Linked DNA regions of Homo sapiens: region 1 is linked to region 2. A link is a loop called in an ENCODE intact Hi-C map of the cell type or tissue named here. Cell type or tissue: HCT116. All regions are shown on one strand. Links, peaks and the distances in the headings refer to the core of each region. The heading gives the core; the rest is flanking DNA. Region 1 has its middle 13 kb from the start of MIR4293. Region 2 overlaps CDNF (cerebral dopamine neurotrophic factor).

Evidence for each region. A loop is a pair of places that touch in the nucleus more often than their neighbours do. Peaks named below come from ENCODE experiments on the same cell type or tissue, not always from the same donor. Only the 100,000 strongest peaks of a DNase experiment are listed, where the experiment ranks them.
Region 1: it touches region 2 in a loop (3-fold over the local background); 2 of 110 quality-filtered maps call a loop at or near these places.

Annotation. Positions count from the first base shown.
Region 1 is chr10:14,387,997-14,404,297 of GRCh38, forward strand. No RefSeq gene overlaps it. Among named protein-coding and RNA genes, the nearest start is that of MIR4293, 13 kb to the left of the region's middle. In HCT116, for the core only: CTCF peaks have their summits at 4,060 (motif pointing right) and 8,752; DNase peaks (open chromatin) are centred at 8,802 and 9,232; H3K27me3 peaks cover 1,553 bases.
Region 2 is chr10:14,814,172-14,830,472 of GRCh38, forward strand. CDNF (cerebral dopamine neurotrophic factor) reads right to left here. Exons shown (of 4, transcript NM_001029954.3): 2 at 13,974-14,101; 3 at 11,308-11,449; 4 at 5,074-5,987. The coding sequence ends at 5,809. Among named protein-coding and RNA genes, the nearest start is that of CDNF, 16 kb to the right of the region's middle. In HCT116, for the core only: a CTCF peak has its summit at 9,182; a DNase peak (open chromatin) is centred at 9,190; H3K27me3 peaks cover 286 bases.

The sequences.
Region 1 (16,301 bases), core at 3,785-11,784, 430 kb before region 2:
TGAAAAACAATAGACAATCACAAGAATAAGTTGACCTTTTTGTGTTCCTTGACCACAGCAATGAAGAGCCCTCGTGACTGGACCTCATGCCAAACAACTCGCTACAAAAAGAGCTAGGTTCCCAGACTGCGCCGAAGCTTCATGAGACCTCTCCTCATCTGTGCACAGAGGAGTGGCCGACTCTGGAGCCCAGGCGGTCGCTTCCCGGTCTGGTGCTGAATCCTCCATAGTCTGGTGAGTGCAAGTATCTTTTCCCTTCTCCCCTTCCCATTGCAATTTGCTTATTATATCACTTGCTTATTATATCGTTTGCTTATTATATGGTTTGCTTATTATATCTGCATTGTCATTTACAGGGATAAAAGTTGTTCACCCTTAAAGGTATTGTGTGTGTGCCTTTTCTTCTCCTCTCACGTGTTTCCAGCACAGAACATCGGCCTCCCAAAGTGCTGGGATTACAGGCATGAGCCACCGCTCCCGGCCTGTTTCATTCATTTTAGAAATGACCAAATTGTGAGCTGAGATGAAGGTTGGGGTCTGGTAGATTTGTAGAAAGGAGAGAGTGATAACAAGTGTGGGTAAAAATAAGTGTCCGTGGAAGAAGTGAGAAATTTGAGGGAAGCAGAGAGAAACCAGGAGAGAGACCTCGGAGGTTGCTTGCAGGGTCAGCAGCGTCAACATCACCTGGGAACTGGATGGAAACACAGATTCTGGGGCCCATCCCAAAGGGTTAATATGGCGGCACTCAGCTGCTATCCAGGACTTTTTCCTGTTCGTGGAGTCTTGGAAGAACACTCCTCTAGGGCTGGGGTTTCCAAGGTGTAGATCTCTCAAAGCTTTTCTTGAGAAATCCTGAAGCCAGTTATCGTCCTCAACTCTACATCAATGTCCCACCTCCATAGATCACCTGGAATTATTAGATTGGTGCAAACGTAATTGCGGTTTTTGCATCGTTGGAATTTGACATTTGATATTGGATACATTCTTAAATAAATGTGGTTATCTTATACATCATTTTAATGGGCATTTCTTGCTTTATGTTTTTTGGCTAATGACTTATTACTTGCTGTTTATTTTATGTTTATTTTAGACTGTGGAAATAATGTTAGACAAAAAGCAAATTCAAGTGCTTTTCTTATCCGAGTTCAAAATGGGTTGTAAAGCAGCGGCGACAACTTGCGACATCAACAATGTATTTGGCCTACTGTACTAAAAAACATATAGTGCAGTGGTGGTTCAAGAAGTTTTGCAAAGACGAGGAGAGCCTTGAAGATGAGGAGTGTCGTGGCCAGCCATCGGAAGTTGACAAAGACCAATTGAGAGCAATCGCAGAAGCTGATCCTCTTACAACTACATGAGAAGTTGCTGATAACTCAACGACAACCATTCTACAGTCATTGGGCATTTGAAGCAAATTGGAAAGATGAAAAAGCTCAGTAAGTGGGTGCCTCATGAGCTGAGCAAAAATCAAAAAAATTATTGTTTCAAAGTGTCATCTTTTCTTATTCTACACAACAGCAAGGAGTCAATTCTTGATCAGATTTGTGACAGGCAAGAAAAGTGGATCTTATATGACAACCAGTGACAACCAGCTCAGTGGCTGGACCAAGAAGAAGCTGCAAAGCACTTCCCAAAGGCAATCTTGCACCAAAACAAGGTCGTGGTCACTGTTTGGTGGTCTACTGCTGGCCTGATCCACTACAGCTCTCTGAATCCCAGTGAAACCATTATATCTGAGAAGGATGCCCAGCAAATCAATGAGATGCGCTGAAAACCTCAATGCCTGCAGCCGGCATTGGCCAACAGAAACAGCCCAATTCTTCCCCAGGACAAAGCCCAACCACATGTCCCACAACCAGTGCTTCAAAAATTGAACAAATTGGACTACAAAGTTTTACCTCATCTGCCATATTCACACGACCTCTCACCTACCAACTACCACTTCTTCAGACACTTTGACAACTTTTTGCAGGGAAAACGCTTCCATAACCAGCAGGATGCAGAAAATGCTTTCCAACAGTTCATCAAATCCCAAAGCATGGATTTTTATGCTACAGGAATAAACAAACTCATTTCTCATTGGCAAAAATGTGTTGATTGTAATGGTCCCTATTTTTATTAATAAAGATGTTTGTGAACCTAGTTATAATGATTTAAAATTCATGGTTCAAAACCGCAATTACTTTTGCACCAACATGGAGGGAAGGTCCTCTATTTTGGCCTCAGGGCCTATTGTCAGCAGAGTCTTCCTCCCACAAACACTACCCATCCTACTCCCTTCCCAGCGACTTCACCACCTTTGTGGAAAAGGCTCATCTGTAGAACTATGAATCTAGTACTTTCCAAATGAGTTACACAGACACTGAAAACAGGTTAGGAGATAACTCATCTCTAGATGTTTTGTGGTTCCTTGGTTTCAATTATCAAAGCACTGAAATGGAAAGGAATAGTCACACCCAGGCAAATTTGCTTTGAAAAGCCACAAGAGTTGTTGTTGCTGACTTAAGTCTCAATCATGCCCTTAATGAAAGTGGAATCTAGACATAAGAGAGGAATAATGCCTTTAGGTTGAAAGTTTCCTCCTCCAGGAAGCCCTCCATCTCAATCAAGTTCTCCAGTTTTAATCTTTCATTACACTTTCCTTTATAACACTTATTGCAACTGGAAAATATGCGTGTACATATAGTTATTTGCTTAATTTCAGTTCTTTCACTCAACCGTATGGTCTGTGGAGGTAAAAACCTTTTGTATCTTTTTCACCTCTGTATCCTTGGGACCTGCCAGTGTGCAGTGCCTATTGGACACTTAGGAAATATTTGCTGGAGGGATAAGTATCTAAGAAGTACTTTGTAATTATGAAATAACTCTGAGACTTTGTACTTCCATATCTTTCCGAAAAGAAAACTGGGTCTGTAGAAGAGTTGTGGCCAAGAGCAGCAAACAGGCCAGTGAAGGGGTCAGGGCCCTGAGAGCTTTGGGCTCATTTTATCCATGACAGCTCTCAACATGGCTCAAAAAGCCCGAGGGCCAACATTCACCTGGCATGAAAGGGAAGGAAAGTGATTCTGAGGGAAGAAACCTTCTAGGTGTGGCTGACCCATAACCAACAAGGAGATGAGAAAAAACTATAGAAGTTGAATTTTTTTTAAAGGCTAGTGTTTATAGTGAGATTTTCCAAAGATAAATTAAGGAACTGATGTGTTCCTGAACTAGGTCTAACCAGGGTCAATTCCCAAAAGAGTCTCTTAAGTATTTATTTGATCTCATTTCCACAGTTGAGTGGACAACTCTTGCCCATCACTCTTCCTTCTATGCAGTGTTGCTAATGATTCCTCCTACTCCACTTCTTCAAGAACCTTCTCAACAGAAGACGCCAGAGGAGGGGGCCTAAGAAGATACATAGCAGGAAGTCCCCAGCAAACCATTTATCTATTTTCTCCACAGATCTACAATCCCAAATTGTTCAGCTGGAAACACTAGTAGGCTACGTCGCTTGCCCTAAATAAGCTTTGCAGAAATGAACAGATGGAGGAAAATTTCAAAGCAGCATGTGGGCGTTTCAGGCCCAAATCCCATTAACAGATAACAGGATTTATAACAGCAGTTCCCACGCAAAGCTTTGGAAATTTTGAATTTGTGTGTAATAGATTGGGCTCCCTCTCCCCTAAATTATCTGCACGTTGTTCCTGCATCTGGGCAGGGCCCCTTTCTCCAAGCTAAGGAGCCCACATTGTCAGCTAAGAAGTGTGTGTGGTGGCTCACACCTGTACTCCCAGCACTTTGGGAGGTCAAGACAGGCCGATCACTTGAGGTCAGCAGTTCAAGACCAGCCTGGCCAACATGGTGAAACCCCATCTCTACTAAAAATACAAAAATTAGCCGGGTGTGGTGGCGCACACCTGTAATCCTAGCTACCCAGGAGGCTGAGGCAGGAGAATTGCTTGAACCTGGGAGGAGGCGGAGGTTGCAATGAGCTGAGAAGGTGCCACTGTACTCCAGCCTGGGCGACAGAGTGAGACTCTGCCTCCAAAAAAAAAAAAAAAGAAGCAGGAATGGGGCACAGGCCCACAGGTGGCAGCACCAAGTGGTCTTGTTTATATTTCTTTTTTTTTTTTTTTTTGAGGAGTCTTGCTCTGCAATGGCGCAATCTCGGCTCATGGCAACCTCTGCCTCCCAGGTTCCAGTGATTCTCCTGCCTCAGCCTCCCGAGTAGCTGGGACTACAGGTGCGTGCCACCACACCTGGCTACTTTTTAAATTTTTTTTTGTATTTTTAGTAGAGACGGGGTTTCACCATGTTAGCCAGGATGGTCTCGATCTCCTGACCTCATGATCCGCCCATCTCGGCCTCCCAAATATATTGCTTCTTAATTCTCTCCTTCTCCCACAGAAGAGTTGCGACAAGTTCTGGAAGGGTGGTGGATGGGTTGTGGCAAACTGGAATTTTGATTCAAAGCAAAGACAACTAGATTCATTGCTGTCAGGAACCCAAAGCACATGGCTGCCTGTCTCAACAAAACAAGAGAACCTAGACCCCAAGTTAATGTCAGCAAATTGGGATGCACCTCCTGGCACTATCACAAAGGTATTGACACAGTGACTGAAACAGGGGGATCCCTCAGAAGCAGTCTGGAAAGAACTTCTCATAGCTACTCAGAAGTAGATGTAAGAAACTCCAAGCATTCCTTGATGAGATGGGGAAGATTTGTGGGTTGGACTCCCACAGGGAGCTATTGACTGGATGCCATTGTTAGTGAGATCCATAGTTGCTTTATGTTCCCCTTCAGTATGATAGGGGTGTGAAAACCCGAATTACCCTATTAGGACTAGAGTAGAAAGGAAAGTTCTTAATAAGGTCATTGACTACCCTGAAACTGTTTTAACACTTAAGGATAAAAATCCGTAAACAGCAGCAGCTCAAGGTTGAAGAAAGTCTGTAAGTTTTCCCCCGCTCCAGCAACTGACCTGGGTGCAGGTCTCCTAGTTTCATGCATGTCCCATTGAATCACTGTCCTCCAGAAATGCAGAGACACATGAAACAGCTTTATGACCAATTCAAGTGGCCACAGAATACAGTATCAGTGAGTTGGGGTCCCAGGCACATCTTATAACCCAGGCAAAATAGCATCCACACTATCCAGTGATATGCAAATACTTCCAACCTATTTCTGCTTTGACTTCCACAAGGAAGCCTTCCTGACTTCCCTGGCTCCCTCTCAAATGCGCCCATGACATCCAGTTCTTCTTTACTGCATTTCCCCTGCCTGTCATTAGGCATGTAATGAGTTTCCATTACATGCTTAATGTCTGTCTTCTTTGCTAGATTGTGAGAGTGGAAAACATGTCTATTTGTCTCACCATTTTAACCCCAGAGCTTAGAAAGTATATGTTAACTAACTCCTGACTAATGGCCTAGAATACTTCGGGCATTATTTAATAAACAAAGAACTGAGTGAATAAATGACTGAATCGGTTAATCAATAGCATTCAATAAGGTGGGGGGGATTTTATAACATTCCTTCAAATAGGGGAGCATACGGCATGAAGAGTTATAACACAAAGTGCTAGTCATATACCATAAGATCAAAATCACTATTAAGAGTACTTGGTTGGGCTGGATAGGGACGTTGACCTTCAAAAGATTCAGTGAGAACCCTTGGTTGAAGGAGATAAACTAAAACCTCAACTTCAATGGTTATCAGATGCACATTTCTCCAATCTGGTGTATTTCCAGCCACACCCAGGCAAGCAAGGAGTATCTTGATATATCTGCTTTACTAAACCAGATCCCCTAAGAAAATTATGGTATCATTTATAGAGATGATCACTTTTGGGTAACCAGATAGGCATTATTCAAGAACTCAGAATGTACACTCAAAATCACGTACATGACACTGAATCCTAGAGGATTCAGTACCACAGGAATCCTAGAGGAGTCTTTGCTCACTTTACCCACTTCTCTTGAACATATACATATACATATACACTATTTACTAGGCTATATTTATGCTGACTATCTAGAACATGGTAGTCCTAAGTGTGTCAGGTGATTATAGAAAATGCCCTATATTCATTACATAACTTTGGCTGCCTACTTTTATTTATGTGAAATGAATCAGACTCCTAGTTGAATACAGATGGACTAATGGCCCACCACATATATTAATCTTATTGAGTTCAGTGAGGCTTTTGTGTCTGATTTAAGAGGGAGTATATGCATTTTCTCAGTCCCTGAAATCTGATCAACAGCAGTCATAAGACCAGATATCAAAGTGTTGGGTTCTGGAAGTATAGCATGCTCATGTAAGCTTAAGAACAAAGTTTGACAGACCTCATTTTAGACTATGTGAGCTTTCTGGTTGTGATGGTTAATTTTTTGTGTCAACTTGACTGGGCCAAGGGATGCCCAGATAGCTGGTAAAATTATTATTATTATTTCTGCATGTATGTTTTCAGAAGAGGTTAGCATTTGAATTGGCAGGCTGAGTAAAGATCACCTCACCAATGTGACAAGCGTCATCCAATCTATTGAGGCCAGAAGAGAATTTTAAAAATGGAGGAAGGACAAATTTGCTTTTTTTTTTTTTTTTAAGAGATGAGGTCTTGCTTTGTTGCCCAGGCAGGCTGGTCTGGAACCACCGGCCTCAAGTGATCCTCCTGCCTCGGATTCCCAAAGTGCTGGGATTATAAGTGTGAGCCACTGTGCCCAGCCATCTCTCAAGCTGAATGAGACATGCATCTTCTCCTGCCCACAGACATTAGAGCTCCTGGTTCTTTGGCCTTTGGACTCTGAAATACAACATGAGTGGCCTCCAGTTTCTTAGGTCTTTGGACTCAGACTGACAGTTGCACCATTGGCTGCCCTGGTTCTCAAGTCTTCAGACTCGGACTGAATCACCCCATCAGCTCCTCCGGGTCTTCAGTTTGAAGACGGCATATCATGGGACTTTGTGGCCTCCATCATTATGTGAAGGAACTCCCATAATCAATCTATCTATCTATCTATCTCTCTATCTATCTATCTATCTATCTATCTATCTATCTATCTATCTCCTTCTCCCCTGCCCCTTTTCCCCACACCCAAAGGTGTCTTCCTTTGGCTGAAGGTTGTTGTACAATTGTATTCTATTGACCACCAAATATGAGCACTGCTTAATTTAACTTTTCTCAATTTTTTGAGATTAGGAAGTGCTTAGTCCTGCACTTTGAGTTTCTGTTTTTGTTTTTTCTGAGATGAAGTCTCACTCTGTTGTCCAGGCTGAAGGGCAGTGTTGAGATCTCAGCTCATTGCAACCTCTGCCTCCCAGGTTCAAGCCATTCTCGTGCCTCAGCCTCCTGAGTAGCTGGGATTACAGGCACGTGGCACCACTCCCGGATCAGTTTTGTATTTTTAGTAGAAATGAAGTTTCACCATGTTGGCCAGGCTGGCCTCAAACTCCTGACCTCAAGTGATCCACCCACCTTTGCCTCCCGAAGTGTTAGGATTAGAGCGTGAGCTACTGCACCCAACCACTTTGAGTTCTTGAACTCATTTTACAAACAAAGTTTATTTTATTTCAAGATTTGACCCTATCAAAGCCATTATAACCTTATTTTTTCTAGTTTTTACTAAGACTACTATAATATGATTCTAAGTTTATCATTTTTTATTTTCACAGGGGTCAACCAATCTTAATTTGGGAAAATAAAGGAAACACAGTAATATTTATACTCCAAGGGCTATAGGACTATTTATGGCTCTTATTTTTAATATAGGTACAATATTGTCTTTTTAATGACTTAACCCTCTTAGCATGACTTTGTGGAAAGCTCTTGTATTTTCATATGGTGTTATGAGAGCTGAGACAAGGGACCGTGGACTATGAAATGCTTTGTTGGAATGGGAGGAGTAGGGAGAGGGCGAATGTATTAGGCTATGCGTTTAACATGCCCCTGGACCTTACTCAATGCACTGCTGTGCTATAAGGTACAGGCTGGGTTGTTCCCTGTCTCTCTATGAGAGCAGAATTCTAAACATGACTTTGTTCCTATCACTATTAGGTTGGTGCCATTACTTCTAGTGGCAAAAACTGCAATTACTTTTGCACCAACCTAATATCATCTACGATGTCTAGATTTTCCATCATTCTGTTCCTTAACAGTGCCATGCCTAGGAAAATGGGTACAGTGAGCCCCCCTTTCTTTACTCTCCCCATCTCTGACAGCCCCACAGCCCCTCTCCTGATTCATCCCACCAATTGTTCAGTGCCTTATTCTTTCACTTTTTTTTTTTTTTTTTTTTTTTTTTTTTTGAGACTGAGCCTTGCTTGCTCTGTCACGCAGGCTGGAGTGCAATGGCATGATCTCGGCTCACTGCAATCTCCGCTTCCTGGGTTCAAGCAATTCTCCCTCTCTCAGCCTCCCAAGTAGCTGCATTTACAGGTGCCTGCCATCATGCCTGGCTAATTTTTGTATTTTTAGTAGTGTTGGAGTTTCACTGTGTTGGCCAGGCTGGTCTCAAACTCCTGACCTCAGGTGATCCGCCCTCCTCGGCCTCCCAAAGCGCTGGAATTACAGGAATGTACGCAGCCCTTTCTTTCACTTTTTGAGCTCTCCAACAAAATCTAACCTCAGGAAGTGATCTGACAAACTCATGCACATTTAGGCATTTATGTCTGAAAAGAGACCAATTGGCGACCCCTTCCAGGAACACCTGCTTGCCAATAAAATAACACGTTTAAGCCAGAAGAATTATTTTCTGTTGGCAAAATTTCAGGACTCATTGACCTAGTGGCCATGAGGGGAATCACACTTTAGGAGGCCCCATATTCTACGGCCTTTCTGTTGAATGCCTGGTATCCATTTCCCCCACCACTCCAGGTCACAGTTTTATTAGTTGTTTCTGCTCTGAAATTCCCTCTCTGATCCAGAGCACACCAACTTCTGGTATCATAAGAAGAATAGGGTGTAAAAGTCAGCTCCAAACATTTCTGGGACTCTAATTACAGTACAGTCAGGCCCAGAACTGATGGTATCCATGGTCCATCTAATTCTGGAAAGGAGTTAAAGGCCTGGGTCTGGGGGAAATTGTGACTGTAAAAAGAAAAGCATCAGAAGCTCACAAAATGCGATTGTCATCTTAAAGGTTAGGGGCCAAATAAATTAAGACATCTCATGGGGAGTTGTAATCCCCGTCAATATGACAGTGATTAAAAAAATGGCTGCTACTAACCACATGCAGCGTGGTTTAAATCTGACTCATCTGCTAGGCATCCCATCCTAATCAAAAGCTATTCAGGGGCTGGAAGGCAACCATCAAGCTCCAGCAGCAACGTGCCAGGGCCCACAGCTGCACAGCTGAAAATGTCACGCCAGGGGCTGGCTGCCTCCCTTGCCCTGAACATTGCATCCCGCCTGCTGAGTGGGGGCTGGCGGAGCGGCCCAGCCAGCTGTGTCTGATGTCGCAGTTGTCCATGGGTTTCACCTTCCTTTTTCCTTGACCCATGGAGTTTGGGGAAAAAAAAAAAAAAAAAAAAAGCTGCAAAGTCAAACAATGAAGAGACCAGAGAATTGAAGTCCATTTCCTTCCCAAACCAAATAATGTCCTCTCCTGCAGGGATTCTAGCAAACCTTCTGGTTCATTTTTCTCAAGGTGTGCAATTGAACCTTCTTTTCTCTATCTAAGGCATTAAGTCAAGGTTGCTCTGTTTATTAGTACTCGGAAGCAGGTACTATAAAGAAGAGAAAATCAGTGGTGAAACAAAGGGAGTATATTTAATTTTTAAAATTTTAAAACAAACCATCTTTGAGGGCAATTGCATTCCTTAAGAACATGGGAATTCAAAGTGGCCCCTAGCCTCTGCATGTCTAGAATTTCATAATTAGGAAAGGGGGGTTCTGAAGAAAGCATCAATGATGTATTGAGCACCTAGCATGCCCAAGAGACCAGCGCAGGTCTTACGTCTATAAACAGAGACTTGAGGTGCCCTGAGATTTACTCAAAATCACAGAGTTAATCACTTGTATCACTAGGTTTACAACCTAGGTTCTCTTACTCTCTTTTCAGGATTTTCTACCATATCACGTTGGCTTTTCCAAGAATTTTTAGATCTGGCAAAAAGGAAAAGAAATACAAAAAAATAAAAACTAATGCATAGTATTACATAAAATATGCCTCGTGGTCTCAGAAAGACATACTTCGGGTGTTCGTACTTATTTGTGGAAACTTCAAATTAAAACAGTTGAACTCATGGAGATAGAGAGAATGATGGTTACCAGAGGCTGGGAAGGTTAGTGAGGTGGTGGGATAGTAGGTGGAGCATGGTTAATAGGTACAAATAAATAGTTAGAAATAATGAGTAATATCTAGTATTTGATAGAACAATAGGGTAACTATAGTCAATATGAATTTAATTGTACTTTTTTTTTTTTTGAGACAGAGTCTCACTCTGTTGTCACGCTGGAGTGCAGTGGTGCAATCTCAGCTCACTGCAACCTGTGCCTCCTGGTTCAAGCAATTCTCATACCTCAGCCTCCCGAGTAGCTGGGACTACAAGTCCCCGCCACCATGCCCAGCTAATTTTTTTTGTATTTTTAGTAGAGACAGGGTTTCACCATGTTGGCCGGGATGGTCTTGACCTCCTGACCTCATGATCCACCCGCCTCAGCCTCCCAAAGTGCTGGGATTAGAGGCACCAGCCACCACGTCCGGCCAATTTTTCATTTTTAAATAGCTAAAAGAGTATAATTGGATTGTTTATAATACAAAGGATAAATGCCTGAGGCTATGGATCTCCATTCACCCTGATATGATTATTATGCATTGCATGACTGTATCCAAATATCTCAGGTATCCCAGAAATATATACACTGTGTACCCACAAAATTAATAGTAAAAATATTGAAAAATAAAATATGCTCCATGAACAGTATGGTTAATAAAAACCAAAGAAAGTCACTAGAAAACAAAAAGTTGGTGAGAGGCTAAAATGGTGGGAGAAGAATTCAAAGAGGATATAGGACATAACTTGTAGCTTGAGAATATATGGACTAAGTAGAGTGGACAAGAAGAAGTAGATAATTCCAGTATATAAGAATATGATTACAGTGGTTTTGAGGGGGAAAGAAATGGTTTGGGTCATTCTGGTTGTAAAAGGCAACTTGCAGGAGAATAACGTGAGAAATCAAACAGAAGTCAGATAATAGAGGCTAGAAATGTAGATTTCACCGTGTAGAAAATGGGAAGTCACAAAGTGTTTTGTATGGGAGAAATGCATAGAAACTTTCAGGTTGGGAGTGGAGACTCATGTCCATAATTCCAGCACTTTGGGAGGCCAAGGCAGGAGGATCGCTTAAGCCCAGAAGTTTGAGACCAGCCTGGGCAATATAGTGAGATCCCATCTCTACAAAACTTCATTGGCGTGGTAGCACATGCCTGTAGTCCTAGCTACTTGAAAGGCTGAGGTGGACAAAACTTCGTTGGCGTGCTAGCACATGCCTGTAGTCCTAGCTACTTGAAAGCCTGAGGTGGGAGGATCGCTCGAGCCCAGGAAGTTGAAATCCATTGAAAGCCTCATTATTCTTCTCTAGAAACTCCATGATTCTATGGCCTGTGAAACAAAATTAGGGTAGAGAAAGGACTAGAAGTGTGGCTAGCACCTGGACATTCCCTCCTTAAATCTAGCACAAGGTGATGAGGTTGTGAGCTAAGGTGGAGGTGGTGGAAAGGAAAGGAAGGGTTGAGTGACAAAGTGCATTGAGAAAAGACAGTCATCAGGTTTGGTAAGGCTAAACATGGATCATATCTATCGGTCGGGTGGTTGATATTACCATTGCCCTCATTCCAGTCTCTGCCTTGCCACTAATTATCTAGTGCGACTTTGAATTAGTCCATTGAGCTCCAAGAAAAGGTTTTATGAGTCATCAGTAATCATTGAGATTCATGCATTTTTTAAATTCCATTAAATTTCCTAGGAGCAACATCTCTTCACCCACAACATCTTCACTTAGCTAAACATGAAATTGTCTTGGTTGAAATGAGAAAATTAAAGTTATTATTAATAACTATTAGCATCTATAATTGGAGGCACTCTCTTACATTTCACAATCTAATCAATTGCTATGTTCCTCTCTTCAGTCCATCAGCATCTCCTGGTCCCTCCTCCTTTCTCACCAGCCTCAACTCCATGGCTGATCATCTGAGCTTCTCTGCAGTCTTGCACCCAATTCTCTTGCACCTAGTTCCTCCTGTCCACTTACCTACCAAGACCTCATTCTTACATTAGTACTATGTTCTACCTTCTCTGCTTCTGAACACAAAAGAAAGAAAGCTTATAATAGGGAAAATTGCATAGTGTGTCTACAAAGTCCTAGTCTACATCTGAAAAGGATTCTTAGTCTTTTACTCACTGCTGGCCAGCTCCCTTTTCCCTCAATGACAATTCCAAACTATCTCTCTTCCACTAACAAACTTGACAATGTCCACTGCCATCTTCCTCCTGAAACTGTCCATTTCTGTGATGTTGCCTCTCCTGGTTCTGCCAGACTCTCCTCTCCATCTATGGCTCCTCTGTCTGCACTAGCTCCAAAATTTGGTGTTTTGTCCTCAACTCGTTACCCCTGTCTTGAATGAGCTCATAATCCCATTGTTTTAAATACCACATAGATATTGTGTTGGGCAGAACAGGGTCCCCTCCCAAAAATCTGTGTCCTTCCTGGAGCCTCAGAACGTGAACTGATTTGTAAATGGGGTCTCTCAAGATATAATTCGTTATGGTGAGGTCATGTGGAATAGCATGGGCCCTAATCCAGTATGACTAGAGTCTCCATAAGAGGAGAAGAGACACAGGGACAGACATGGGGAGAATGCCTTTTGAAGATAGCGGCAGAGATGGGAGTGATAGGTCTACAAGCTAGTGGACTCCAAGGACTGTGGGCAGCCATCAGAAGCCAGGAGGGAAACATGGAGCAGATTCTCCCTAGAGCTTCCTGTGGGAACCAACTCTGATGACACCTTGATTTCAGACTTCTGGCCTCCAGAAACAGTGACAGAATAAATTTCTATTGCTTTAAGTAACCCAGTCTATGGTTCTCCGTAATAGCAGCCACTGGAAACCAATACACATGCTGATGACTTGCAAATAGATACCACCAGCTTCGCCTCCTCCCCAAGCCCCAAACTCATGTTTCCAATTCCTGTTTCCACCTGGCCTGTCTTCCTGGATTTCCTCACTGAGGACCGCAGCAGAAATCGTGCTCTTCCCTTCAAACTCCGCTCCTCCCTGTACTTACCACCACTCTTCTATGCTGGAGATATAGAAGGCATTTTTTGGTCTCTCCTCTCTCACAATCCCAGTAACTAAGTCCAGGTCTTGATCCTCTGTTGACTGAGTTTCTGCAAAATCTTCCTTCACTGATCTCCTGCTCGATTTCCACCCTCCAGTCTCTTCTACACAACCAAGAGTGTGTCTTCTAAAAGGCAAATCTCTCTATAAATGCTTAAAATACTTACAAACACTGAAAGGTTTTCTATCCATTAAGAGCCATGCTCTGTGCTTAGCATGGTGTACAGGGCTCCCAGAATCTGCCCTGCCCAGCTCTGTGGACTCATCACACAGTCCCTCCTCCCTCTCCATGCTCAGAGAATCCTGTGTTGCCTCCAGGACCCCATATTTGTTGATTGCCCCCATGCCTGTGCTCCTGTGGCCAGTCTTCTTTTCCTCTTCCTATCCCCTCCCTCCATAGCATCTTTCATGTATGACTTGACTTATTCTTTCAGATCTGACTCAGTGTCACCTCCCTCAGGAAGCCTGCCCTGATACACCACTCACCCCCTCTCTCCCTGCACCCCAACCCTAAGCACGTTGCATGCTTCCTCTCTGCACTTCTAATCCTTTGAGAATAGCTCAAGGTTCATACTCACCATATTGTATTGTATCTTTTTTTAAATTTTAAATAAAAACTTTACTTAAATTCTGGTATACATGTGCAGAACGTGCAGGTTTGTTACATAGGTATACATGTGCCATGGTGGTTTGCTGCACCCATCAACCCATCATGCACTAGGTATTTGTCATAATGCTCTCCTTCCCCTTGTCCCCAACCCCCCGACAGGCCCCAGTGTATGATATTCCCCTCTCTGTGTCCATGTGTTCTCACTGTTCAACTCCCACTTATGAGTGAGAACATGCAGTGTTTGGTTTTCTGTTCCTGTGTTAGTTTGCTGAGAATAATGGTTTCCATCTTCATCCATGTCCCTGCAAAGAACATGAACTTGTTCTTTTTATGGCTGCATAGTATTCCATGGTGTCTATGTGCCACATTTCCTTTATCCGTTCTGCCATTGATGGGCATTTGGGTTGGTTTCAAGTTTTTGATCAACATATGTGTTCCTCCCTAGACTATTGGCTTTATGAGGACAGGAAAAATGTCCTGGCATGTAGTATATGGTAGCACCAGGGACACCACAGGCTCTCGATCAGTGTTTGTTGAATGAATGAATGAATGAATGGAGAATGAATGAATGAGGGTCTACCTTCTTTACCAGTCACAATCCATGTTTCTTTTTGATCCGTTGAATGATAACTCTTTCTAGTCTCATTTATCTCTTTCTACCACTTGTGCCCCTCTACGTACCAGAGAATAGGGCAGCTTAGGAAAAAGTTCAACCAAAGCCAAATCGATGGCTTTAATTCCTTCTACTTTTGTTCCATTTCCAATACCCACCTCTCATCTCCATAATGGCCAGCTGAGATGTGTTAAACGGTGGCCCCGAGAAAGATTTGTCCATGTCTTAGAACTGTGAATGTGACCTCATTTGGAAAAAAACATCTTTGCAGATATAACTAAGTTAAGGACCTCAGGAGGAGATCAGAGATGAGATCCTGCGTTATCTGGGTGGGTCCTAAATCCAATGATAAGTGTCCTCACAAGAGAGACACAGGGGAGAGACACATGGAGAAGTGGGGAAGGTCACATGGAGATGGGGACAGAGGGTGGGCTGATGAGGGAATAAGACAAGAAGCTGGAGGAGGCAAAGAACCATCCTCCTCTTGACTCTTTGGAGGGGCCATGGCCCAGGTGACACCTTGACTTTGGACTTTTTGCCTCCCAAACTGTGCAAGAATAAATATCTATTGTTTAAACCCACCAATTTGGGGGTAATTTGTTACAACAGGCCTAAAAGATAAATACCCTGGCTCTCTTAGAACTGCATGCCATTGCCTGCAAGAAACCACCATTAAGGACCTAGGAAATCTCTGAGTGTCTCTATTCCTGGATAAACAATTCTGAGCAAACATTGGGTCAATAATAAAAATAGGTAATTTTTATTAGTACAACAACAAGAATAGTTTAGGTGTACTGAGCTCTTACCAAGTGCCAGGTAGAGTCCTAATCATTTCACATCTAGTAACTCATTAATCCTCCTGACAACCCTAAGAGACCATTACTGCTATTATCTCCATTTTGCAAACAAGCAAACTGAGCTAGGAGAGGTTTTATCACTTTCCCAGGCTCTCACAGAAACGAGCAGCAGGTACCACTCAGCCACGTCTTCGCATAAGGCACAGTTGAGCGCAGAAGAGTAAGCACCCGCTCTGAGCCTGAGGCCCTGATGCTAGTTCCAGATGTCCTTGGGCGGGTTGCCTGACCTCTCTGAGCTGGACTGAAGCTCTGGCTCATCTCCCCAGTTCTGTCATTCTGGGGTCTCTCAAATCTGTCCTAGCTCTAGACTGCCATGATTTGCAAACCAGGTTATTCCTATTAATGGTGGCTTTCTTTTACATTCGCACAGCGCTCTCCTGCCAGAATCTAGACACCTGGTCTGCTTTGCCATTCAGTCAGGGAAAATAACCAGAAATGCAACAGAATCAGCAGATTCCCAGAGCCATACTGAGGGGTGGTGAGGAATGTGCCTCATATTTTAAAATGTCCTCTTCCTCCTGCAGCCAGGCCTCACTGACAAAGCAGGCCTCAGGGCTGCCAGGGAACCAAGCTGCCTCTCGTTCTTATATCTAAATTTAATTTAACCATAGTGTTACCCTACATGTCAACAGTTCAGGACAAATTGATGGATTCCAGTTTAACTATTTAGCTGTGCCAGTGGTAATGTGTGCAACCATGCATTAAATTAAAAATGACACTTGGAAATATGTATATCCGGGACCTCAGTTCCGTGCACCAAATAGGAAAAAGATTTAAAATGCTGTCTAGTGGAGGATTACCACTGAAGAAGCATGAATCTCATTACCGCAGGCTGCACAGAACACATTTGCAAAGCTCCGTTTAAAAGCTCTCTGATGGTAGCAGCCTGGTTATCTGGCT
Region 2 (16,301 bases), core at 5,081-13,080:
AAAGAAAATATGGTACATATACATCATGGAATACTACACAGCCATAAAAAGAACAAGATCATGTCTTTTGCAGGAACATGAATGGAGCTAGCTGGAGGCCATTATCCTTAGCAAACTAATACAAGAACAGAAAACCAAATACTGCATGTTCTTACTGAGAAGTGAGAGCTAAATAATGAGAACACATGGACACAAAGAAGGGAACAACAAACACGGGGGCCTGTTGGAGGATGGAGGCTGGGAGGAGGGAGAGGATCAGGAAAAAATAACTAGGTACTAGGCTTAATACCTGAGTGACAACAAACCCTTATGGCACAAGTTTACCTATATAATAAACCTGCACATGTACTCCCAAACCTAAAAGTTAAAAATAAATTTTTTTTTAAAAAAACCTTTTTAATAAAAAAGCTCTGGTCAATGGTGTATAAGCAGAGTGTTAAGTGAGATATGAGGGTGGGAGTGGAGGTAGGTAGAGGGAGGGAGGCTCCCTTAAAGAAAGGCTCAGGGCCGGGTGCGGTGGCTCATGCCTGTAATCCTAGCACTTTGGGAGGCCAAGGTAGGTGGATCAACTGAGGTCAGGAGTTCAAGATCAGCCTGGCCAACATGGTGAAGCCCCATCTCTACTAAAAATAAAAAAAATTAGCCCTGCATGGTGGCAGATACCTGTAATCCCAGCTACTTGGGAGGCTGAGGCACAAGAACCGCTTGAACCGGGAAGGCAGAGGTTGTAGTGAGCCAAGATCACGCCACTGCACTCCAGCCTGGGCAACAGAGCGAGACTCTGTCTCAAAAAAAAAAAAAAAAAGAACAAGAACAAGAACAAGTAGTAGCCGGGCACAGTGGCTCCTGCCTGTAATCCCAGCACTTTGGGAGGCCAAGGCGGGCAGATCACAAGGTGAGGGGATTGAGACCATCCTGGCCAACATGGTGAAACCCCGTCTCTACTAAAAATACAAAAATTAACCGGGTGTGGTGACGCGCGCTTCTAATCCCAGCTACTCAGGAGGCTGAGGCAGGAGGATCGCTTGAACCTGGGAGGTGGAGGTTGCAGTGAGCCGAGATCGTGCCATTGCACTCCAGCCTGAGCCACAGAGCCAGACTCCATCTCGAACAAAAAAAAAAAAAAAAGAAGTGGGCTCGGGTTAGAGGCAAGTTCTTTCATGCCTTCTCCCTTCTGAAATAGTAAATTGCAGCATCCAACTAGGCCAACGGGCTAGAAGTGAAACCCACCACTAGGATGGGAAGCAAAAAGTTCAAGCTGAGTCCCTAATAACTGTGGAGCTGCCATATTTACCCTGGACTGGCTACTTCTGGACTTCTTTTACATGGGAGAATAAATTCTTGTACTTTTCTGTTTCATTTTGTTGTTGCTGTTGTTATTGTTACATTCAACTCTATCAAAAACATAACTGATCAAGACTGGTGTGAAAGTCATGAGAATCAGAATGGGGTCACAAATGGTAAGAAAACCCTGAAAACAGAGCTGGGGGAGGCCATGAAAAGAGGGTTCTCAGGCTTGTATGCCTGATAACATAAACAATCACAAAAGACTGCAAAAATCATAATCCTCCACAAAAGCCATCACAACTTCACACAAGAAAATTCTTCTGCAAGGGCATTGACCCGGAGACTATCTGTCCAAACTCAGACTAGCATCACTCTTGTGATTGATCTTTGTGGTCAAGGATAATTATTTCAAAACAATTATGCAATCCTCCTCTTTTTTTTTTTGTCTGAGACAGAGTCTTGCTCCGTCACACAGGCTGGAGTGGAGTAGAGTGGCATGATCTCAGCTCACTGCAACCGCCATCTCACGGGTTCAAGCGATTCTCCTGCCTCAGTCTCCCCCAATAGCTGAGATTACAGGCACGCACCACCATGCCCAGCTAATTTTTTTGTATTTTTAGTAGAGACGGGGTTTCACCATGGTAGCCAGGCTGGTCTGGAACCCCCTGACCTCAGGTGATCCACCTGCCTTGGCCTCCCAAAGTGCTGGGATTACAGGTGTGAACCACCACACCCAGCCCCTCATTTTTATCTTTAAAAACCTTTGTCTTCCTTTACCTCCCTTGAATACGCATAGTTTACTAAGGCTTGTGTATTCCCATTGCAATGCTCTATTCCCAAAACAAACATCTTTTTTTAGAGAGCCTTTCTCTGTTTACTATTTAGGTTGATACTGGCAAAGGGAAAAAAGTATGTATCAGTTGCAGGATCCTTGACCTAGGCCTTTGCTACTCAAAGCGTGGTCCTGGAAGGGTAGTGTGGACATCACCTGGCAGCTCATTAGCAATGCAGAATCTCAGGCCCCACCCCAGACCCACTGAATCAGAACCCCTACTTTAACAAGACTGCCTCTACGCCCAGTTTTTGTTTTTACTTTTCAGCTATTTATTTTTTATTTCAATAACTTTTGGAGTACAAGTGGTTTTTGGTTACACGGATGAATTGTACAGTGGTGAAGTTTGAGATTTTGGCTCACCTGTCACCAGGTAGCATACATTGTACCCAATATGTAGTTTTTTATCCCTTACCTTCCTCCCACTCTCCCTGCTTCTGAATCGCCAATGGCCATTATACCTCTCTTTATGTCTCTGCTTACCCTATAGCTTAGCTCCCACTTATAAGTGAGAACATAGAGGTTTGTACATACAGATTTAGTCTTCCATTCCTGAGTTACTTCACTTAGAATAATAGCCTCCACTTCCATCCAAGTTGCTGCAAAAGAATGATTTTGTTCTTTTTGATGGCTAAGTAGTATTCCATGCTGTATTATGTTTGTTATGCCTGATAACATAAACACATTTTCTTTTTTTTTTTTTTTTTTTGAGACAGAGTCTTGCGCTGTTGCCCAGGCTGAGGTGCAGTGGCGCAATCTCAGCTCACTGCAAGCTCCGCCTCCCGGGTTAACGCCATTCTCTTGCCTCAGCCTCCCGAGTAGCTGGGACTACAGGCGCCCACCACCACGCCCAGCTAATTTTTTGTATCTTTAGTAGAGACAGGGTTTCACCATATTAGCCAGGATGGTCTCGATCTCCTGACCTCGTGATCCGCCCGCCTCGGCCTCCCAAAGTGCTGGGATTACAGGCGTGAGCCACTGCGCCCGGCCAAACACATTTTCTTTATCCACTTACCAGTTGATGGGCACTTAGGTTGGTTCCATATCTTTGCAATTGTGAATTGTGCTGTGATAAACACCATATGTGCAGTTTGAGAAGCACTGATGTAAATTCTCTTTAAAACAAACAAACAAACAAAAAAACAGACTAGATCGGACACAGTGGCTCATGCCTGTAATCCCAGCACTTTGGGAGGATGAGGCAGGTGGATCGCTTGAGGTCAGGAGTTTGAGACCACCCTGGCCAACATAGTGAAACCCGATCTCTACTAAAAATACAAAAATTAGCCAGGTGTGGTGGTGCACGCCTGTAATCCCAGCTACTGGGGAGGCTAAGGCAGGAGAGTCAGTTGTACCTGGGAGTCAAAGGTTGCAGTGAACTGAGATAGCGCCATTGCATACCAGCCTGGGTGACAGAGTGAGACTCTGTCCAAAAAGAAAGAAAAAAAAAAAAAACAGACTAAACACCATGGATACAAATGACTGGCTGAGCACTGTTTCTATTACCTCAATTTGTATCCTGAAGAAAAGACATAGAAATGCGACCCGATTTTGAGGTCAGACACCAAACATAATATTTTCAAACAACACATTTCTTGATAGGTTCAAAATGCAAAAATAAAAACAGATATAAAGGTTATAAGAAGTTTAGAAAAGAAAACTCTGGAGAGGCCGGGCATCGTGGCTCACACCTGTAATCCCAGCACTTTGGGAGGCTGAGGTGGGTGGATCGCTTGAGGCCAGGAGTTCAAGACCAGCCTGGCCAACATGGCAAAACCCCGTCTCTACTAAAAATACAAAAAAATTAGCTGGGCATAGTGGTGGGCGCCTGTAATCCCAGCTACTCGGAAGGGTGAGGCAGAAGAATCACTTGAACACAAGAGGCTGAGTTTGCAGTAAGCTAAGATTGTGCCACTGCATTCCAGCCTGGGCAACAGAGCGAGACTGTCTCAAAGAAACAAAAACAACCAAAAACAAACTTTGGTTTTTTTGAAGATATAATTCAAAATAAAGTAGATGCTTTACAAATGATAATCGAGCTGCCAAAATTCAGAAACAATAATTACTTTGACCATTCATTACACCACAGCTTTGTATTCTCACCTTTCAGTTACATCATATATATATTTCCTTAGGAACCACTAACTCTCTGACATATCAGCTTCCCAGCTGAAAATGCATTTACCTCTGCAGCATTTAGAATTAAAAATTATGTTTTCGATGTATATTTTCAGTCTGAAAATGTCTCCTCCACTCCCTGAAAACAACCCCAGCCAGTAAATGCAATTCTTTGAATAAATAAGGTGGGCTTTTTTGTTTGTTTTTTCATATATTCTGGCAGGGTCTTGCTCTGTTGCCCAGGCTGGAGTGCAGTGGCAGGATCACAGCTCACTACAGACTCCACCTCCTGGGCTCAAGCAGTCCTCCCACCTCAGCCTCCCGAGTAGCTGGGACTACAGGTACACACTATCATGCGCAGCTAATTTTAAAATTTTTGGTGGAGACGGAACCTCACTCTGTTGCTCAGGCTGATCTCTAACTCCTAGACTCAGGCAATCCTCCCGCCTCAGCCTCTTGAAGTGCTGGGATTACAGGTGTGAGCCACTGTGCCTAGCAAACAAGGTGTGTTGAATTAATTAATTTTAGTTAATTTCCAAATAATTTTTCTACAGCAGTTTTTAAAGATATTATGTACATACAATAAAATGCCCAGATCTTAATTATCCTACCAGATGACAATGTTATTAACCCATGTAATCCCCATGTCAATCAAGATATAGGACATTCCCATCACTCCAGAAAGTTCCAAGGAAATGTTTTTTCAGTATTCCCCAGCTGTACCTGCCACACAGAGGCGGACACTTCTACTGTGGGTTTCTTATTCTTATGTGGCCAGAAAATGGAACCAAAGATGATTTTACAACCGAAAGCTGATAAAATAGCATTAACAATGGTAAAGTTCCAAGTTGCCTATGAGTGTTTTTAATATGCTTTAATCTTCCATCAAAAACTTGTCTGATATGTGACTGTAAGGAATGAAAAAGACCTTGAGCTTGGTTCAATTAACAATGTAAATGTTGATATAATTGCCAAACATTGGCTATACTTATACGGTTTCTTGATCTCTCTATTTTCTTTAAGTAGGTTTAAGTGGGTTTTCTTCCAATGGGAAAAACGAGTACTCCTGCCTGACCATTTCTGATACCAAAGAGAGCTACAATATAGAGTGAAAACAGAAAATTCACTTGAAAAAAACTTTTGATTCTGTATTTGGGATTGAAGTTGTGCATTAGATAAGCTGACTGTTGTGTCTTTTGTTTTAGTCCAATATATTTTAAAATTGCATCCAGAGAGGAGTCTCTGAATGCCTTCTTCTTTCTTGGAATCAATTTACTCCATCAATTTGTCAGTAGGTCACTTTTAGGAGACAGGCAATGAAAACTGGCATAGTCATTCCAAGAAACTTATGAGAAAGGAACTTTTAGCTTTTGGTACACTGCAAATGTAAGTTATCAGTAGTATTAGTTTCACTCATAAACCCACGTAACAAAATTCTGAGGAATAATACCAACACAAAAAGCATGAGACCAAATATGATGCATTCCCAGTTATCCTTAATCAACATGTCCATATCCTAGAGAGTCACTTTTCTCTCTAATTACAAGTCACAAATGTGCTGGCATTGGAGATCAGAGCTCTGTTTTGGGGTGTGTCGCTGCATACTTGGGGGCCAGCTCTTGAATGAGATTCACATAGTCAGTTTTTTCTGCACAGGCCCTGCACTCCTCCCCCCAGCTATGCAGGATCTGCTTCAGCTCTGCCACTCTCATCTTCCGCAGGTCAACTGATGCCAAGTCCAGTGTTTTTTCTAAATGGCAAAAAGGAAAAAAGCCAATTACAAAATAAATGGAAAAAAAATCCCTATGAATCACTTCAAAAGGCATATAGTTTGCTTATCTTGGTGCTGACTACCCTATGATCCAAGGCAGGGAAGAATTCCAGTTTCCATGGAAACCAAGACACACCCAAGGAAAATGTGGTACAGCAGCCCTCTCTATCAGTGGGTTCTGCATCTGCAGATTCAACCAACAGCAGATCAAAAATATTCTAAACAAATTAAAGATAACACTACAACAATTAAAAAATACAAACAGGGCTGGGCACGGTGGCTCATGCCTGTAATCTCAGCACTTTGGGAGGCTGAGGCGGGAGGATTGCCTGAGGTCAGGAATTCGAGACCAGCCTGGCCAACATGGTGAAACCACACCTCTACTAAAAAAAGAAACAAAAAATTAGCCGGGCATGGCGGTGGCATGCCTGTAATCCCAGCTACTTGGGAGGCTGCGGCGGGAGAATTTCTGGAACTTGGGAGATGGAGGTTGCAGTGAGCCGAGATCACGCCATGCACTCCAGCCTGGGAAACAGATTGAGACTCTGTCTCAAAAAAAAAATACAAACAATACAGTATAACAACTATTTACAATGATATGGTTTGGATTTGTGTCTCCACTCAAATCTCACGAGGAATTGTAATCCCCGCTGTTGGAGGAGGGGCCTGTTGGAAGGTGATTGGATCATGGGGGTGGACTTCACCCTAGCTTTTCTCATGATAGTGAGTGAGTTCATGAGGGATCTGGTTGTTTCAAAGTGTAGCACCTCCCCCTTTGCGCTCTTCCTCTTGCTGCAGTCACGTAAGACATGCCTCTTCCTCTTTGCCTTCTGCCATGATTCTAAGTTTCCTGAGGCCTCCCCAGCCATGCTTCCTGTACAGCCTGTGGAGCTGTGAGCCAATTAAACCTCTTTTCTTTATAAATTACCCAGTCTTAGATAGTTCTTTTTCTTTTTTTTTTTTGAGACGGAGTCTCGCTTAGCCACCCAGGCTGGAGTGCAGTGGCATGATCTCTGCTCACTGCAACCACCATCTCCCTGGTTCAAGCGATTCTCCTGTCTCAGCCTCCCAAGTAGCTGGGATTACAGGCACCCACCATCATGCCCGGCTAATTTTTGTATTTTAGTAGAGACAGGGTTTCGCCATGTTGGCAAAGCTGATCTTGAACTTCTCACCTCAGCTGATCCGCCTGCCACGGCCTCCCAAAGTGCTGGAATTACAGGCGTGAGCCACCGCGCCTGGCCAATAGTTCTTTACAGCAATGCGGGAACAGACTAATACAAATAGCATTTTCATTGTATTAAGTATTATAAGTAATCTAGAGATGATTTAGAGTATACAGGAGGGAAGATGCACATGGGTTATATGCAAACACTTAAGCATCAGGATTTTAGTGTCTGAGTATGGTCCCAGAACCCCTCCTGCACAGGTACTGAAGGACAACAGTGTATACAAAGTTATTGGGATAATTTGTGTTTTTAATTTGACTTTCTTTCCAAGAGATTATACTTGCTTCAAAACTAAGGGCCTATGTAGTGCCACAATGTTTACTACCATTTGGAGCATTCTCAAGATCAGTATTCCTAAAACAAATAGCACTGTATCCAAATTGCTGCTGTTAAGGTAACAAGAAGGAAACTCATATATAAAAGGCAATCGGTTCCTTTGGGATGGCCTTGGTTTGCGGCCAACTTGAAACCCATAGATTGTAATTAACCAGCAAAAAGTTATGGTTCACTTTTTCTAGGAAGATGTATCTTCGGCAAAGCAAATGAGCACATACACATGACAAAGCACTATTGGGTTTTAAATAAAAATGTAAAGAAATGCAAACACGTGAATAAAATTAGGAATATTCTCGCTGAACCTTAATTGTTTGGGATCTCTGTTTTGAAACTCACCTGATGCCCAGCCCCTACTGGGATTAGGTTGCTAAATTATCACAGCAGGTACAGCCCTTTGTGTTATTCCCACTTCTCCAATGCTAGGGCTTTGGTGCCAGCCAACCTGGCTTCTAAAATTCTTGCCAATGATACTTGTCACCAACATCTAACCTCCTCTAGCAAGACTACTATTTCGCTGTTTATAGATTATGTGCAGAAAATATCAAGAACTCAGCTACTTCTCAATTGCTGAAAAGATTGAAAAAAAGCCCAAAATACAAAAAATAATAAGCTCATCTGTAATATACCAATAATTATAATTTTCCTATCAGAAAGAGGTACTTTTCCTCTTTCAAAAGAAAGTCTAGAGGGGCATGGGGGCACACACCTGTAATCCCAGCATCTCAGGAGGCTGAGGCAGGAGAATCTCTTGAACCCAGGAGGCTGAGGTTGCAGTAAGCAGAGATCATGCCACTGCACTCCAGCATGGGCAACAGAGTGAGACTGTCAAAAAAAAAAAAAGTGTCTTTTGCCCCTCCCCGCTTGTCCGGTGTTCACTTTGATAATGAATACAACATTTAAGTTTATTTATTAAACAACTAGTGGCAGCCTAGAATTTTTACAGCTTGACTTCTCTTGAAAGTTCTTTCTCTTTTTTACCTCTGAGTAGTAGAACACAACATTTAAAAACATTAAAAACCTAATATTTGTCAAATTATTTGTCAAAACCTTCCGGTAACTCTGTTCTAATTTAAAAGCTGGATGTTAAAAGACTTTTGTATTTAGAGGGTCAGCTATACACTGTGCTCCAGAAAACCCTTAAATTTTTATAGTGATTCCCTATCCTTTTTAAACACAAAGCAAGCAAATGAAAACATTCTTTCAGGTCAAAAACCAAATGGCACCTTCCTAATTGAAAACATACTCCAACTCCACACTTATCTTGCTTGTTAATTTCATGGCTGATCTGACAGAATACTTTTTAAAGTAGAAACTTGCATAGCCCAAATTATTAATCTCCCACAGCACAAAGGTCCCTGTTTAATCTTATCTTTCCTGCTAACAATAGCTGGGGAGGATAATTAAGAACTATTAGTCTATTCAAGATAAGAGGCTGAAGGAGAAAAATACATTTTTTTGTAAATGTCAGTAGTTTCTTTGAGTTTTTCTAGAGAACTTGGTATCTGGCATTAATTTTAAAAAGAGGAAAACCTCTGTGATGCCCCAAAACTCCAAAGTAAAGGTCCACACAAAGATTAAAACTAGTTCATAGCTCCCCAAGGGCCTCTAGTGGCCAGCATCGCCAAAACATTAGGTAGTCATTTCGTCTCAATAATATCTGATTTTTCTATTGTTTAAGGAGCCCTGTAAGATCCCTAGGATATAGGAGAAGGTATTCACAACAAATTTGTTGAATTTAAAAAATCAAAAGAGGTTTGTGATATTGGCTTTTATTTATTTTTATTTTATCTATTTATTTTTCAGATGGGGTTTCACTCTGCCACTCAGGCTGGAGTACAGTGAAAAAAATCACAGCTCACCAGAGCCTTGACCTCCCAGGCTCAGGTGATCCTCCCACCTCAGTCTCCTGAGTAGTTAGGACTATAGGCGCTCAACACCACACCTGGCTAATTTTTGTATTTTTGTAGAGACAGGGTTTCACCATGTTGCCCAGGTTGGTCTTGAACTCCTGGGCTCAAATGATCCTCCTTTCTTGGCCTCCCAAAGTGCTGAGGTTACAAGTGTGAGCTGCCGCGCCCGGCCAAGTTTGTGAATATTGTTTATATGGACTCAGTGATTTCTGCCCCTATTTCATGGCTTGGAAGCCAATAAAAAAGGGATGCCTACTCTAATAACTACCCTGGAAGTTAGGGCTTGTGCTTTGCAAGTTAAGAAATAGGTTGTCTGTGGTAACTTTCAACCTTAAACCTACTTAAAGCTAGCTATGTGGCTATGGTGCATAGGACTATTACACGGCTGTGTTGGAAAATAAGACTAAAATAACTTAGAGGTGGATGCTAATTACTTAGGTAGTTGACAGTACTACACTGGGTATGTAATGCATGCAAAACAATGACTTAAGCAAAAGGAATGAGTGGGATTTCAGGTGTCAAGGATAGGCTGAGGAAGGAATTCCACATCCTTTTATGATACCCACTCAATCTACCCAAATGTCTAGCCCAGATACAAATCATGATAAAAGATCTATCCATGTGAAATGTATGGGGCCAAGGATAACATTTTAAAATAGGACATCTCCTGGCCGGGCATGGTGGCTTACGCCTGTCATCCTAGCACTTTGAGAGGACAAGGCAGGTGGATCACCTGAGGTCAGGAGTTCAAGACCAGCCTGGCCAACATGGTGAAACCTCGTCTCTAATAAAAATACAAAAATTAGCCAGGCGTGGTGGTGCATGCCTGTAATCCCAGCTACTCGGGAGGCTCCGGCAGGAGAATCGCTTGAACCCACGAGGCAGAGATTGCAGTGAGCCAAGATCGCACCACTGCACTCCAGCCTGGGTGATAGAGCGAGACTTCCCCTCAAAAAAAAAAAAAAAAAAAAAAGGACATCTCCTTCCTTTTCTTGCTGTTTGTTTTGGGCACCCTCTGATAAGCTATTTTACCAGGAAAAACCTGACTTGATGTGAATAACCAATTTCCCAAAATTTAAAGCTGGCAGAATGGTAGCTCTGCCTAGGAAGGAAGTCATAGTCATCTTTACATCTTCAAAGTCCTTGTATCATCTTTGAATAGGTACTAGTTTTGTTTTAATAGATTACCAAGATCCAAATCACCAGGAGTAGCTGCTCTCTCTATATGTTGAGATTTTCCTTGACATACGTATCTGGCTTTGCCTTGGTGTGTTAGGAGTCTAAACTCTGTGATTTCAGTGGCAATTTTTTTTTTTTAAGACAGAGTCTTGCTCTATCACCCAGGCTGGAGTGCAGTGGCGGGATCTGGGCTCATTGCAACCTCTGCCTCCCGGGTTCAAGCGATTCTCCTGCCTCAGCCTCCCGAGTAGGTGGGACTATAGCTGCCCGCCACCACACCCGGCTAATTTTTTTGTATTTTTTTAGTAGAGACAGGGTTTACCATATTGGCCAGGCTGGTACTTGAACTCCTGACCTTGCGATCCGCCCGTCTCGGCCTCCCAAAGTGCTGGGATGAAAGGCCTGAGCCACCGCGCCAGGCCTCATTGGCAATTTTAACCTAATGCTGATTATGCCTGTACTATTTATTTGTCTTCCCTCAACGAAACTCAAATGCCCATAGGTACCATTCATCAGCCAAGCAACTTATTGATGAGTGGTGAATTTCTTTCCTTTTAACACTGAATTTTTAGAAGACATGGCCCCAACTTTAGAGGTTTGGGAATCCATTGGACCTACTGGGAAAAACACGGGGCTGTGTTATACCATATTTCAGCTCACAGATCTGGCTATCCAACTTCTTCAGCTTCTCACAAATCTTCATTGCAGGCATATGCACACTCATTGGGCGAGTGACTTCACTTAGGATCTTTGTGGCTGCGTCTTTTGTGGCTCCTAGATAATAGCACTGAAGGAAAATGAAGAGAATTGAGTGTTCCAGACAATGAAGACATTCAGTATCATTCCAGTAATGAAGGAATACAGTATCAAGAAGAAAGAGGTAGGCTGGACATGGTGGCTCACGCCTGTAATCCCAGCACTTTGGGAGGTTGAGGAGGGCAGATCATTTGAGGTCAGGAGTTCTAGACCAGCCTGGTCAACATGGTGAAACCCCATCTCTACTAAAACTACAAAAATTAGCCAGGTGTGCTTGCTTGAACCAAGGAGGTGGAGGTTGCAGTGAGCCAAGATCATGCCAGGGCACTCCAGCCTGGGTGACAGAGTGAGACTCCATCTCAAAAAAAAAGAAGAAGAAGAAAAGAAGAAGAAGGAGAAGAAGAAGCAGCAGAAGAAGCAGAAGCAGAAGAAGAAGAAGGAGAAGAAGAAGAAGAAGAAGAAGAAGAAGAAGAAGAAGAAGAAGAAGAAGAAGAAGAAGAAGAAGAAGCAGCAGCAGCAGCAGCAGCAGCAGCAGAAGCAGGAGAAGGAGAAGGAGAAGGAGAAGAAGAAGAAGAAGCAGAAGCAGCAGCAGAAGCAGAAGCAGCAGAAGAAGAAGAAGAAGAAGAAGAAGCAGAAGCAGAAGCAGCAGCAGAAGAAGCATAAGAAGCAGTAGAAGAAGCAGCAGAAGAAGCAGTAGAAGCAGCAGAAGCAGCAGCAGAAGAAGCAGCAGAAGTGGAGGAATCAGAAGCAGCAGAAGCAGAAGCAGCAGAAGCAGAAGAAGAGCAGCAGCAGAAGAAGAAGCAGAAGAAGCAGCAGCAGCAGCAGAAGCAGCAGAAGCAGCAGAAGAAAGAAGCAGAAGAAGCAGAAGAAGAAAGAAGCAGAAGAAGAAGAAAAAGAAGAAGAAGAAGAAGAAAAAGAAGCAGCAGAAGCAGCAGAAGCAGAAGAAGAAGAAAGAAGAAGAGAGGTTAACCTGCTGACTAAGCCACCAGGAAACAAGTGACTCCATTCTCGTGATCATCCTAATTAGATGTGCCCTACAATTCACATGGTGTTAAAAGACTAATGAGAAGAGCTGACACTAAGTGTTTTCTCTGTGCCAGGTGCTGCTCTCAGTGCTTTAAAGGTATTAACTTATTTATGTCTCACAACAATCCTGTGAAATAAGTACTATTAGTATCTGTATTTTATACCCAAGCCAACTGAAGGTCCCCAGATCTAGCAATAGAAGAGACAGAATTATAAAACCCAGCACTTTGGCTCTAGAGCCCATGTCTTTTCCCATCAGGCAATTCTGACATTCAAGCTCCCTGACTTCAAAATTTTACATTTAAAAATATAAACGTTGGCTGGGCACAGTGGCTCACACCTGTAATCCCAGCACTTTGGGAGGCCAAGGCGGGTGAATCACTTGAGCTCAGGAGTTCGAGATCAGCCTGGGCTACAAGGCCAAACCCCGTCTCTACAAAAAAAAAAAAAAAAAAAAAAAAATCCAAAAATTATCTGGGCATGGTGGCATGTGCCTTAGTCCCAGATACTTGGGAAGCTGAGGTGGAAGGATCACTTGAACCTGGGAGGTTGAGGTTCCAGTGAGGAAAGATCACTGGGACGCCAGCCTGGGTGACAGAGGGAGACCCTGTCTCAAAAAAATATAGATAGATAGACCTTAATGATACGGATAAATGGCATGAGCTTTACAACATGGCCATGGTGAACAGCCAACATGCAGATGTAACTGACAATCTGACAATTTTAGGGAAAAAGGAATTGGCCCCAAATTGTCTTAAGTGATATAAAACAGTATATTGAAACAAGCCATATGTGTATGCCCAGGAAACACCATATTAATGTGATTAGAAGAAAATATAAATACTTTATTAATTATGTATAAATAATAATGTAAAATATTTTGATAAGTTTGATTAATTGTCTTGGTAAGAAATGGAAAGCCCACCCACTCTTAGGATGCTAAATTCTTATTGGGAATTCAGTTTCATAATTTCATTTAAGAAAACGTAGAATTGGGCTGGGCATGGTAGCTCATTCTTGTAATCCCAGCACTTTGGGAGGCTGAGGTGGGTGGATCACCTGAGGTCAGGAGTTCAAGACCACCCTGGCCAACATGGTGAATCCCTGTCTCTACTAAAAATACATAATTAGCAGGGTGTGGTGGTGCACACCCGTAATCCTAGCTACTCGGGAGGCTAAGGCACAAGAATGCTTTGAACCCAGGAGGCAGAGGTTGCAGTGAGCTGAGATGATGATACTGCACTCTAGCCTGGGCAACAGAGCAAGACTCTGTCTCAGAAAAAGAAAAAAGAAAACATAGAATTGGTTATCTGTGGTGTACTCAGAAAGTAAAGTAACACTGGAAATATTCTGGATGAAAACACGCAGAACTACATGTCACTGGAAGATGGATTTCTGCTTGCTGCGTGCTCTAAAATGGACATACTTGAGGCAAACATGTAAGTAGGAGGACTTCACGTCTAAGAAATGAAACTATTAGCAGTATTCTTCAAGCACATGGGGAAAATGAAAGGTGAAATTTACTATACCAGGCGGTTTTCTTTTCCTTTGGTGTCCAAGCAAAAACTGATCAATTCTTTCTCTATAGTGTCCAGCGAAAAGTTAACTCCTCTGTCTATCAGTGACTTGTAGAATCGGTTCAAGAATTCTTTACATACTGGAAGGAACAAATAAATATGTCTGCATGCACAACTTAACCACTACCACACCTATGCATATGACCCACTAACCACATTTAAAAGTCTATATGGGGCTGGGCATGGTGGCTTACCCCTGTAATCCTAGCACTTTGAGAGGCTGAGGTGGGCAGATCACAAGGTCAGGATATCGAGACCATCCCGGCCAACATGGTGAAATCCTCTCTCTACTAAAATACAAAAAATTAGCCAGGCATGGTGGCGCGTGCCTATAGTCCCAGCTACTCAGGAGGCTGAGGCAGGAGAATCACTTGAACCCAGCAGGTGGAGATTGCAGTGAGCCGAGATCTTACCACTGCACTCCAGCCTGGCGACAGAGCAAGACTCCATCTCACACACAAAAAAAGAAACGTCCATATGAGTCAATGCTTCATGACAGTGGATTCCAATGCTAAGTAAGAATGATTTGGGGGCCAGGCATGGTGGCTCACACCTGTAATCCCAGCACTTTGGGAGGCAGAAGCAGAAAGATCACTTGAGCCCAGGAGTTTGGAGCCAGTCTGGACCACATAGTGAGACCTTGTCTCTACTAAAAAAAAAACACAAAAAAACAAAAACAAAAAAACACCAGGCATGATGGTGAATGCCTGTCGTGTCAGCTACTCGAGAGGCTGAGGTGGGAGGGTCACTTAAGCCCGGCAGATGGAGGCTGCAGTGAGCTATGATCAAGCCACTGCACTGCAGCCTGGGTGACAGAGTGAGACCCTGTCTCAAGAAAATTAAAAATATAAATAAAAAGAATGATTTCAGGCCTGTTGCTATTAGTTTAGTATTGGGCCTAAATGCAGTGGACACATTGTAACAGCATATTGAATCAATCAATCATTGGAACGAAGTTCTACCTAAAATGATAACTTTTCCACAAAATTTGGCTAACCCTAAAATAAAATAGGCTATCATCTTGGGACAGCATAATTGTAAGCACAGAGAAAAACCTGAATAAGAATCCTGAATGAAGCCCCTTGGTGATCTGCATAAGTCTTTATTTCCATCGTTATGAGCCTAAAGTGAAATCAGGCTGGGCATAGTGGATCACACCTGTAATCCCAACACTTTGCAAGGCCAAGGCGAGAGGATCTCTTGAGGCCAGGAGTTTGAGACCTGCCTGGGCAACACAGTAAGACTCTGTCTCTGCACACACCTGTGGTCCCAGCTACTGAGGAGGCTAAAATGGGAGGCTTGTTAGGTCATTTCTTCTAGTTCCTTATATCTTGAAGATACTTTCAAGCTTGTTTTTTATATCTTTAAACACACTAAACTTAATTATGATCTGTGTGTGAAAATTTCAATATCTGAAGTCTTCAGAGTTTTTTTTGTTTGTTTGTTTGTTTTTTAAGACGAAGTCTCGCTCTGTTCACCCAGGCTTAAGTGCAATGGCGCAATCTCAACTCTCTGCAACCTCTGCCTCCCTGGCTCAAGTGATTCTCCTGCCTCAGCCCCCCAAGTAGCTGCGATTACAGGCGCTCGCCACCACACCCTGCTAATTTTTATATTTTCAGTAGATACGAGGTTTCACCATGTTGGCCAGGCTGGTCTCAAACTCCTGACCTCAAGTGATCTGCCCATCTCGGCCTCCCAAAGCGCTGGGATTACAGCCACTGCATCAGGCCCAGAGTACGTTTCTATTTGTTGTTGTTTCTATAGGTTCTTGTTCCTGGTGCCTCGTTTCTTTGTGTGCTTGCTTATTTTGCGCCACACGATACTCATACGTCTCAAAACTTATTTGTGAAGATTGTTTGAAGCCTGAGATGAAGGAGCATTATTTCCAGTAAGGATTTGTATTTGTATTTCTCAGGGACTAAGGGCAACTAGCCAGGCACTGCTTTAAACTAAATATATAGCTTGAAGTTTTTGGGCCCCGATGTGAATTTTGGCTGCAAATACAAGTGAGGGACGTTTTGTTGTTATCATTTCTCAGAGATATATATTTTTTCTTTTTTCTACTTTGCTCAGTGTCAAGGTAAATTTCCTTATAGTCCCCTATGGGTAGGGATGGGTTCGGTTTATGTTCTATGTTTCTTTAAACATAAAAAAACATAACTTCTATGCCTGATTATTCCAATACCTGAAGCCACTGCAGGGGTGTGCCTCTTCTGTTTTTTGTTCCAGCTGGCTCTCACTTATGTGCCCTTCTTCCCTAGGGGTTCATGACTTTTCTAA